Linked DNA regions of Homo sapiens: region 2 is linked to region 1. A link is an interaction called in ENCODE POLR2A ChIA-PET data of the cell type or tissue named here. Cell type or tissue: A673. All regions are shown on one strand. Links, peaks and the distances in the headings refer to the core of each region. The heading gives the core; the rest is flanking DNA.

The links. Peaks named below come from ENCODE experiments on the same cell type or tissue, not always from the same donor. Only the 100,000 strongest peaks of a DNase experiment are listed, where the experiment ranks them.
Region 2: POLR2A ChIA-PET joins it to region 1 with 5 read pairs; 4 of 35 experiments call an interaction of 5 or more read pairs at or near these places.

The regions. Positions count from the first base shown.
Region 1 is chr11:123,652,310-123,657,684 of GRCh38, forward strand. SCN3B (sodium voltage-gated channel beta subunit 3) reads right to left here and starts at 2,315. Exons shown (of 7, transcript NM_001040151.2): 1 at 1,917-2,315; 2 at 1,438-1,517. The coding sequence starts at 1,492. LOC105369543 (a long non-coding RNA gene) reads left to right here and starts at 1,376. Exons shown (of 3, transcript XR_948124.4): 1 at 1,376-1,843. RefSeq lists silencers at 1,699-1,768, 2,329-2,558. In A673, for the core only: a CTCF peak has its summit at 1,634 (motif pointing right); DNase peaks (open chromatin) are centred at 1,822 and 2,392; H3K4me3 peaks cover 1,588 bases; H3K27me3 peaks cover 2,085 bases.
Region 2 is chr11:123,722,969-123,728,343 of GRCh38, forward strand. It overlaps ZNF202 (zinc finger protein 202), which reads right to left. Exons shown (of 9, transcript NM_003455.4): 7 at 5,165-5,294; 8 at 4,508-4,627; 9 at 946-4,023. The coding sequence ends at 3,029. Among named protein-coding and RNA genes, the nearest start is that of ZNF202, 16 kb to the right of the region's middle. In A673, for the core only: no CTCF peak of the experiment used is centred there; no DNase peak of the experiment used is centred there.

The sequences.
Region 1 (5,375 bases), core at 92-5,091:
GGTCTGGTCTACTCTACTGGGGATGGCTGGTGATGAGTCCGCCTTTGGGGCTGACATTACCTCCCTCCTCAACCTTCCTAGTCCGTCTCATCAGGCATTTTGACAGGAAGCTTGGCTCTGCCTCTGGTCACATGCAAAATCCAGATAATGCTGGCAGCTAGAGTTAGTCCTGGAGGCTTGAAAAAGTAATACTAAAGCAAAGAGGCAGCTCCCATCAGCATGTCTGCCACCGTATAGGCAGGATGAGTTTCATGCCAACCATGGGAACATAAGCTCACATGCCTCGTTTCAGGGAGGCAGGTGGGTACAATTGTGTCCAATTACCCTGTGTATTGATTTTTGCACGGAGAAAGGTAGCTAAGATCATGTAAAGCAATCTGTCTGCTGAAGAGAACCTATATTTTATCTGAGGATCTAATCATAGACACCAAGGCAGACATGCCCAGAACTACCACCCCCACCCCTGCCATACACATACTACTACACTCACCCATGCATTCAGATGTCTATGCCAACATGCTCACACACATGCTAGTGCACACATCCAGACACTGAAATATATTTACATACAGTAAAACATTGTCTCAATCACACAATCAGACATTATCACATAGATCAATCCCCTTTACACACATTCAGGCACTCCAAGACCGTCTCTGACACTCTCTTCAGCCTTTACTGTTCCAAGTGTAAGATTCCCTTATTTGGAGGGGGAAGGTCACCTCAGTTTCTCACAGCTGACAAGCAAGAATCTATTCACCTTTGAAGGCAAAAACCCAGCTCTCCTCCCCTAACACCAAAGCATCTTAGTTCCACAGGTTCATGCAACAAACAAACAAACCAAAAAAAAAAGAAGAAGAAGAAAAAGAAAGATGCATTTCACAGTTGCCTATTTATTTAATATATAGCAGTAAATGGCTGAAGGCTGTTTTCTTCCCATTCCTTGTTAAAATTAAGAAGATGATGAGCAACTAAAGTATTTTCACTCTCAAAATTCATGCATCCAGCTTTTATGGTTTTTTTTTTTTTTTAATATACAGAAACGAATTTGAAGACCCAGTAAGCTTTCCAGGAGTATAGACTCCTTGATGAGAAATAAAATGTAACCACACAGGAGGTTTTTATTCGTGAACGTGACTGCATTTCCTTTCAGCAAAGGGAAAGGGAAAAAATACTTTGGAATGATCAGGAAACTGGAGGAAGGGCGGAAGAACCACCAAAGGAGGTTGGAGAATAGCGGGGAAGGGCGGTGGGGAGGCGCCTTTCCCATCTCAAAATCCCAGCTCTCATGGAACCCCTGCCATCTCCATGTCTGGCAGATACGCACAGAGGCAAGCCAGCCAGAGCTCTTTTCTGTCACCAACGACATCAATGTGTTATTATTGTTAGCATTGTTACTGTTACCTGCATCCGGCATGGCGAGGTGCTGGTACTTACCCCAGTAGATAAGCACGAGAGAAGCCAGGGGAAACAATCTATTGAAGGCAGGCATCTTCTGGGGCTGGCGGCTTCCAAGGCTACACAGAGAGATTCCCTCGGTCAAGGACTGCGCCCTCTCAGATTCTTTCGAGGAAACCCTTTGGGACGAACTGCCCCCAGGGGGCGACTTTCTGACCGAAGGAAGGGCCGAGCACCGGTGCCTGGGGAGGCCCTGGGAGCTTTTGGAGCCGGGTGGGGGCTTTGGGCCCTAAGCGACCCCACTGGACCTCCCCAGTTCGAGGGAGCCGATCAGCCGCTCCGCGCCCGCTCTCGCCGGCGCTCAGCACCACGGACAGTCGCCTCCCCGCCCACCCCGGAACTCCAGCTTCCACTCGCGCCCCTGCCTCGCTCGTTTGCGCCCAGGGTAAGCTCAGCTCGGAAGGGAGTCGCACTGCTGGCCTAGCAGCCAGGCTGTGGAAGGGTCCAGGTTGATTCACCTCTCGCCTCCCCAGGATCGGTTGCGTTCCGACTGGAATCCTCCCAGCCCCGCGGCTCCTGCTTCGTCCGCCCTAACTGCTTCTCCAGCTGGGCGTGACCCCACTCCCGAAGCCGCCGGGGCCGCCCGTCTGGGCTACAGAATGCGTTCCACGTCGGTCCCGTCCACGCCCGCCCTCGGCTCCCTGGGGAGGTGCAGCGGGGCCGGGAAGGAAGCGGCAGCTCCCGTTCGGCCGGCGATGTCAGAGGTTGGGGGGTGGGTGTAGAGGCGGAGCCCCTTCCCGGGAGCTCGCCCCCGGATGGTGCGGGGCCCCGACCCTGGGTGGCAGGTGATCAGCAACCCTTCTCTAGGCCCCCAGGCCGTGTGTGCTGTCAGCCCTGACATGCGCAGGCGGCTCTCCGCCACCACCACCGCCCCGGACCCTCCCCCTAGTGCACACTCCCCACCCCCTGATGGGCGTGCCCCTCCCAGGCCCAGCGCCGCGCCGAGCGGGGGCGGAGCCGGGAGCGGCGCAGACACTTCCAGCCGGGATATCTTTGCTCGCGCGCTCGCTGGTCTCTCCAGGTCTCCCTCTCGCGCCTCCGCACCTCCCCCGAGCTCGGGCGCACCGCCGCCCTCGGCTCACGCCCTCCAGGCAAACCCACTCCGCTCCCGCACGGACTTGCCGGGTGTAGCTCCGGGAAGAGAAGGGCCAGAGCTCTTTCAGGCAATGATGTCATCTGCAAGGCGCGCCGTACGCGGTTCCTGGCTTCGCCTCCCAGACCCCATGCCTTCCAGTTCTCGCTGTCTATCCTTTGTCTAGCCTTGATTAATTGGCCCCGGACACAGCAAACTCAGCAAGATAATCCCTGTTTAGGGCAAATGGGGTAGGGATGAGGCGCACCTGTTCCTGTCTTCACCTCATCACTCAGTGAGGTGATCCAAATGTCAGCGCAAGGGGAGGGGGGCCCAAGAGGACTCCTCTTCCCTTCCCCAGGTTCTTTGCAGTTCTCCCTTTTCCTTTAATTACTCCTTTTTAATAAAGCAGATAGATTGTGTTTGGCGTCTTCCAACTATTAGCCACTCCCTAGTCCTAGCAGCTGTTTGAGTGCCCCCGCCCCATCTCTGGAAGGGAAACCTGAAACTTTACATTCAACTATAAACTCAAATTGACATAACAGATTAGGAACGCCTGGAACTGAAGTAAAAGAGTAATCCAAGAGCCCTTCTTCAGCTTCCTTTTTCTCCTCTTCTGCTCTTTCCAAAAGGGGAAGCTTAACGCTGATATTCCAAAATGGAATAACAGAGCAACAGCTGACGGTGAGTGGACCAGAAGCAGGAAATGCTCCCTCCTGACATCTCACAGAGTAACAGAATGTCCCCAGTCGGATCTTCCTGGGCAGGGAGCCACCAGGCCATAAACTCTGTGCTGTTTGGAGGACTAGGCCTTGAAGCATGTATACTGTGTTAAATTTGGATGGGAAGTTAAAGTTGACCTAATTCAACCGCTTTTCCAATTTGTGACTTCCCCCAAGAACATTTCGGACGAATGGACTTGATTTTATTTATTTATTTATTTATTTATTTATTTATTTATTTATTGAGACGGGGTTTTGCTCTTCTTGCCCAGGCTGGAGTGCAATGGCGCGATCTTGGCTCACCGCAACCTCCGTCCCCCGGGTTCAAGTGATTCTCCTGTCTCAGCCTCCTGAGTAGCTGGGATTACAGGCATACGCTGCTACACCCGGCTAATTTTGTATTTTTAGTAGAGATGGGGTTTCTCCATGTTGGTCAGGATGGTCTCAAACTCACAACCTCAGGAGATCCACCCGCCTCGGCCTCCCAAAGTGCTGGGATTACAGGCATGAGCCACCGCGCCTGGCCTTGATCTTTTTAGTGATGAGAACTTTCTACATCACAAGTTCACCTCTTCTGATGCTTAAGGAAGTTCTTTATGTTCAGTTGAATTCCGTACACTCCTCCTCCCCCTCCAAACTCCATTAAGTGGCCCTAATGCTGTTTTCTCTTTAAAAGAGCTATGCTTCCTCACATCCGCCCTAAGACATTTTTGTTTGTGGCTACTCTTCCTTAGTTTCTTCCAATGTATTTTCTAGTAGTTTCCAATCCTGTACCACCCTGGCTGCTTTTTCAGAAGGACTTTCAGTTTCTCAGCATGATTCTCCAAGTGACGTCCAGAACAGGAACTGATGGTCCCTGTGTGGTCTGACCAGCATAAATCCAGTGGAATTATGGCTACATTTGCTTTGAAGGATATAACTAGTTAAATACATTTACAGCCACATCTTAGTCATAATCAGCTTATGTTCAATTAAAATCCCTGAGTATTCTTCACTTGACTTGTTGCAGAGTCATTGTGTCTTGTACAGGCAATTTTGGAAATTTTATTATGAAACTTTGCACTTATTGCTGTTAAAATTTATTAGTTTCAACCAGTTATCACACTGTGTTAATACTTTTATTGAATTCAGATTCAATCACCCAATATATCTCTCTTCTTTACCCTTGTTTCATCTCTAGGCTTGACAATCACATGATCCACACATGGATATTTAAAAAAAGAACCAATAGAAAAAAAGAAGAGATAGTCCTATGGCCTGCTTCTAAAGACCTCATTCTACCTTGACAATGAGCTACTAATTAACATTTTTGTTTGTTTGTTTGTTTTTTGAGACGGAGTTTCACTCTTGTTGCCCACGCTGGAGTGCAGTAGTGTGACCTCGGCTCGCTGAAACCTCCACCTCCCAGGTTCAAGCAATCATTCCGCCTCAGCCTCCCAAGTAGCTGGGATTACAGGTGCCCACTACCACACCCAGCTAATTTTTGAATTTTTAGTAGAGAGGGGGTTTCACCGTGTTGGCCAGGCTGATCTCAAACTCCTGACCTCAGGTGATCTGCCCGCCTTGGCCTCCCAAAGCACTGGGATTACAGGCATGAGCCACTGCACCTGGCCTAATTAAAATTCTTTAGAACAGTTGCTCAATCATAAAACCCAAACATAGCTCCCTATTTTTTATATGTACAGCATGAGACATTCTGAAAATTTAGAATAAAAGGAATCTGTGAGAGGAATTAGACATCTAGTCATCCACAGGAAAGAAATAGGATCAATGGCTTACACTAACACAAAAACAGATTTTCAGCAATACATTTCAAACCTTTCCAAAGTAGGACAAATTACCTTTCGTTACATCCAAGCAGTTGTTATCCAAACAACTGCTGGGATGTTTAGGAAGGAAAACCTGTAAAGGTTAGAAATTTGGAATAGATTATGTTAAAGTTCCTATCGTCTTTGAGGTTCTATGACTTTATTGAAAGCCTTACCAAGACTGAAATACACAGACAGACTGAAATATTTTCAGTCTGATAATTTTATCAACTACCACAGCAGGAATTGGCTCAGCTTTACAAAATTTTTCTTATGTCTATTCATGTGAATTGCTAATATTCATAATGTTGTTTT
Region 2 (5,375 bases), core at 62-5,061, 71 kb after region 1:
GTTCAGCTTTCATTCTAGAAAACTACTATGGAGCCGTTAACTCTCATTTGGATTACTGTCCTTTCAGCCAGTCTGGTGAATCAAAATTTTTTATTTATTAAATATCCCATTTTTCGCCTGTGGCAGGGTGGTGGTCCAGAGGCCTTGACTGAAGGGGACTGGAACAACTTGTCTGTGCCATCTCTGGGCTTTTCTCCTCTACTACTCTACTGCTCAGTGCAAACAATGTATCTTCTATTAGATCCATTACTTCAGTTGTGCTTTGAAGGGGGCAACAGGTTTCTTAGTGGGTTTTGATTTTAGTACCTTGATGTTAATCTGATTTATGAAATTCTCCATGGAGTTCATCTGAGTTTACCGGATTCTGCTCCGGAATATGAGGCCTAAGTCCCAGATAATAAAAATGTATTTTGGCTTGATCTCTTGGGCATTTATTTCTCCTCGGACTTTGTGGTGAAGAGGTTAAATATTCCTTGGTTATTCCTAAATTATCTGGTCAAACATCCTTATATTATCATTTTTAATGTGTCATACCTCTTTAGCACATTTCCAACCACCTGCCACTTCTGTTAATTAAGTAGCGTATTAACTTCCTCCAAATAATATCTTTAAAATCCCACCGTTTTCTCCCTCAGAAACTTAGTATGGTATTCAAGGATGCTAGAATTCTACTGCTCACAAGATACTAGAGGGGACCCCTCCGAATACACACCCTGTGCTCCAACCTCCCTGCTCACGCTCAGCTGCACTACTTCTTTCCTGCCGCTGCACACTGTGGTTGTGTTTGTTCAGATTTGGGAGACAACATGTCCCTCCCAGAACCTCAGAAAATTCAGTAATTTACAAAAGGGACCAGAGATTTAGTGTCAGCATATGAAACTCTGCAGGGAGATCAGTAATTAAGGACTATTTGATGTTCCAACAAACCGGCCCAGCCTCACAAGCTTTCCCTCATGTAGAACTCTGACAGATTTTCATTTATTGGAATAATGCAAATAAGAAAATTAAAAAGTCAATTTGTTGTCACTGCCAGTATTTTACCAACCTTTATAAATGGTTAAGTCTGAGCTAGGAGAAACTATCTTTTGTGGCAGACATTTCACCCAGGACAAGCTGTGCTTAGGCTTAGATACTTGGTTTAGAAATGCCTGCTTATTAGGACAGTATCTTCTGCAAACTCCAGGCTTGGATCTTATCTCAGAGTGCATATGTTTCACCGGACTCTGCTAATCATCCCAACCCTTCCTTTCCTCAAGGAAAAATACTCTGTACTCCCAGATCTATTTGAGTATGAACCACCCTCAGAAGTATCAGGACACTGAAGCCCTGGAAAAGGAATGGGTAAGATGGGAAGTCCCAGAAACCAGGGAACTTGGCTGCAAGTGTTACCTTTATTTATTTCATATATGTATATTTCCAGAAGGACAACGGTTGACTGGTATTAAGACCAAACCAGTCCATCAGAATATCATCGACCAAAATGAGAATTTCCCTGTTGGGCCATTAGGGTTGGAGTCTTATTAACCCTCCCCTATTCCTCGGGCCCATAATGCATTATGAGATAGAGGAGAAGAAACCAGGCACAGAAGACTCTCCCTGTCATGCTTTAACCCCATACCCTGTGCTCCACTTATGGAGGACGTCTCCCCAGTTCTTGCCACTCCCACAATCAGAGAAGGTGAGGTTCATAATTATTCAGCCTCATCTCCAAGGAACCTTTAACTGGCAACAGAGATTGTTGGGCCATCATGAGATGCTACTTTCTAGCTCTATGAACATAAAATCACGTAAGAAAAAGCAAACAACACAAATACATGAAAGCCATTTACTCCTGGTGAATTCCTCAGGGTCCCAGGTTCAACACTTTCCGTGATGTCAGAGTACTCAGTCAGGGATGATGGGGACAGGGTGTCAGAACAGTCTTGATGGTCTTGCCAGCAACAGCTTTTTCTTATTTTCCATAATTTGGTCTTAGTCGTTCTCCAGTTGTCTTCATGTAAATAAAGTGGCCCATGGCAATCATGATTCTGTAATTGTTATAGTGCCTTTGTAAGTTGACAGTTTCCAAATCCCCTTACTCATACGACCCCTGTGAAGGGGGGTGTGAAGGGGTTGGTGGGCTTGTGCATATGAGGGAATGTGAACGATTTCATTATGACCGAATTATGCTTTACTCAATAAGCACTCAAACACTACCATCTCACTTGTAGTAGAAGTGCTAGGGATGCAACCAAGAGACTGGTTGAATAACGGGAAGGTTAAATGCATGAGTATTTTAATAGAAAAAAATATTAAAAACAAAACCAAAACTCGTATGGAAAGAGGCTTCTGACTAGGCCCTCCTTTCTAGCAGTGTTTGGCACCTGATAACAATTTGACGCTGGGGGAGGGAGCAGCTTGACAAGGTCCACATGAAGCAGCCTTGAGATTTTTCGCCCACTTCCATTTCTCCTCAGCATCAAAGGAAAGTGCATGGTAAGAAGTGAATCAGACAGCGAGGGATCTATGCAGTTATCCTGTGAATGTGTGGCAAAGCCATCAGGACGCAAACCTCCTGTCTTGAGTCCAGAGCTGTGTGCTTTAAGATTTGACCCCAGTAAAGACAGAATCCTTCAGGCTCGTCCCTTCCCAAACCTAAGGGGCTGTCCTTGGCCACTTTCAACTTGAAGCTGTTGAGCAGTCTTTAGGATATGTAACAGCCTATTTTTTGGACGATATAGGAACCACGACCTCTTAAGTCTCTTAGTTCTCCTACTTTATACCCATGAGGTAGAGGCAGGTGCACTCCAGTGAAGGAGAAGCCTCAATTCAGGTTGTACTTTGGATGAAACATCCCCTCAAGGCGTAGAGGAAGGCTGAGAGGTTCTGCCCAGGCTCGTGTTTAGTTGCAGGAAGAGGTAATGTCAGATCTGAGCAGGTCAGGGAGACTCCCTCGAAAAGGTCTTCCCAGGCTGACAAGAGGGCTTTTCCTCTTCCTCACCTCCCTTAGGTGAGGGCTGAAAGCAGATCTCCTCACATGGGGACCTAGCTAGGAGGTCTTTTCTGAGTGGGTCCTCTGATGCCTAATTAAGTGATATCCTCTGCTGAAGCTTTTTCCACAGGTAGGGCACGTGAATGGTTTCTCCCCAGTGTGTGTTCTCTGATGCCTGACGAGGTGGTCCCTGCGACTGAAGCTCTTCCCACATTCGTTGCATCGGCAGGGCCTCACTGAGGCGTGTCCTCTCAAGTGCTTGGCGAACGCTGCGCTGTGGGTGAAGCAGCGCCCGCACTCGCTGCAGAGGTAGAGTTCCTCAGCAGCGTGCGTCTTCCGGTGCGCCAGGTACCGCCTGTGTTCACTGAAGTCCTCACCACACTCTCCACACAAGTAGGGTTTGCCTCCCAGGTGGATTCTTTGGTGTGTTGTTAACACAGATTTCTGGCTGAAGCTTTTGCCACAAATAGTACAAAAGAAGGGTTTTTCTCCAGTATGTGTCCTCTGATGTCTGACAAGGTCTGAAGTCCAGCGGAAGTGCTTTCCGCAATCATCACATCTATAGGGTTTCTCCACTGATGGAGTTCTCTCAGCCTGTGTCACAGGGGAGGTCTCTTCCAAATTCTTCCGGTTTAGGGGATATTTGTAAGGCGCGTTCATCTTGTGAACCTTTTGGTGCCTGGCAAGATGTGAGCTTCGTGTGTAACTTTTTCCACATTCCATACATTTATAGGGTTTCTCTCCTGTGTGAGTCCTCAGGTGTCTAACAAGGTGGGAGTTACAAGTGAAGCTCTTTCCACACACAGAACAGTCATGATGCCTCCCTAACAGGGGGTGGACGGGTGTAGTTTCCCGAAGGTTCACAAAACTATTCACTTGAGAAATATTAGTACCAAATCTTCTTTCATTAAGTCTACCTGGATTGTCCTCAAAGACTATTTCCCAATCTGGAGTCTGGTGAATTTCTGGTTCTCCCAAAACAGGCCTGTGTATATCCTCCAAACTCAGATCTTCCTGCTCCAGACACTCTTCCTCATCTTTACTCCTATCTCCTGTAGAAAGGGTGAGAGGAAAAAGGGGGTCACTGTAGCGGCAACAATGCCTTCTACACAATGGGGAGATTTTTACAAAGGGTTTTGAGATGGCAAGACTAAATAGAATGCCTGTCCTGTGCCAAGCACTTTCTCATATTGTTATGCTATCAACAAACCTTGGTATGCACAAATATAATCTTCATTTTACAAATGCAGAGATTGAGAATCGAGGGTTTAAGGGAATTGTACAGTAAATGGTATAGCTGCAATTCCAAAAGTTAACATTTTTCTTTCACCCTTTTGTATTACATTGCTATCAGACAAATGATGGGAGGAGAAAAGAGGAGGGCAATGACAGAAGAAATGGCTGTCAGAGGGAGAAAGCAGTACTGGCTGACATGTTAGAAGAACTGATGAGAGCGGGGCCCTACAGAGAGAGAGAAGCACTGCCTAGAGGAACTGCTGGCTCAGGGTGGGTAACACCGTTTTTGTCATTCCTCACCTGTGTAGGTAAAACTCAGGATTTCTGGCTCTTGAGTCTCCTGAGGCTCTTGGATATCTGGGACCCAAGGCTCTTCCTCTCTAACCTGGGAGATCTCATCAGGTCTGGGGATTGGAAATGCTGCTCAAGAGAGGGAAAATAGGATATCACGATTGGCTCAACAATTCCCTGTGTTAAGAGCGGTCCTTTTCTATTTGGTAGGTTGTGGGGCAAATACATAGCTAGCTCAGGTGATGAAATCTTTCATCTCTTTAGTTTGTGTACTTTTAACCAAGGACTGCGTATCTCTTGCCTTTCTTGTGGTTTTCACCTGCAACTTAATAATTATACCATTGTACACCTTATCCTCTTTTCCCATATTCAAGAAAGATTATCTCCAACTCTTACTGTTTTAAAACTCATGTGCTTACTTCAAATATTTCTGCACTAAAGCTGTCATATTACAAGTTTGTTTTCCTATTAGAGGTTTCCATTTCCATCCATTTATCTTTTACTTGAAAGGACACCATATTTTTCACCTAATCCCTCAATTTTATTGGTGGGGAAGGCATAAGAGAAGTTCACTGCATACAATCTAAGGTCTAAGATCCCCCAAAATTTCCAGCAGGAAAAAGATCTCTGGGCTTAGAACACTCTAGAATACTTGAAATTCCTTACACAGAGAGACAACAATTCCACAGTCTTCTTCCAAGACATATTCTCCATAGAACTCTTTCTGTGTTGGGTCCAGATCACTCCACTGGTCCTGGGAAAAGCATACGGCCACATCCTTGAACGTTACCAGTCCCTGAAACCACATAAGGATTTCATCAAAACGTGATGCTACGGGTAGCCTCGTATTTTGTCCCTGTTGAAGGTCATACAATAG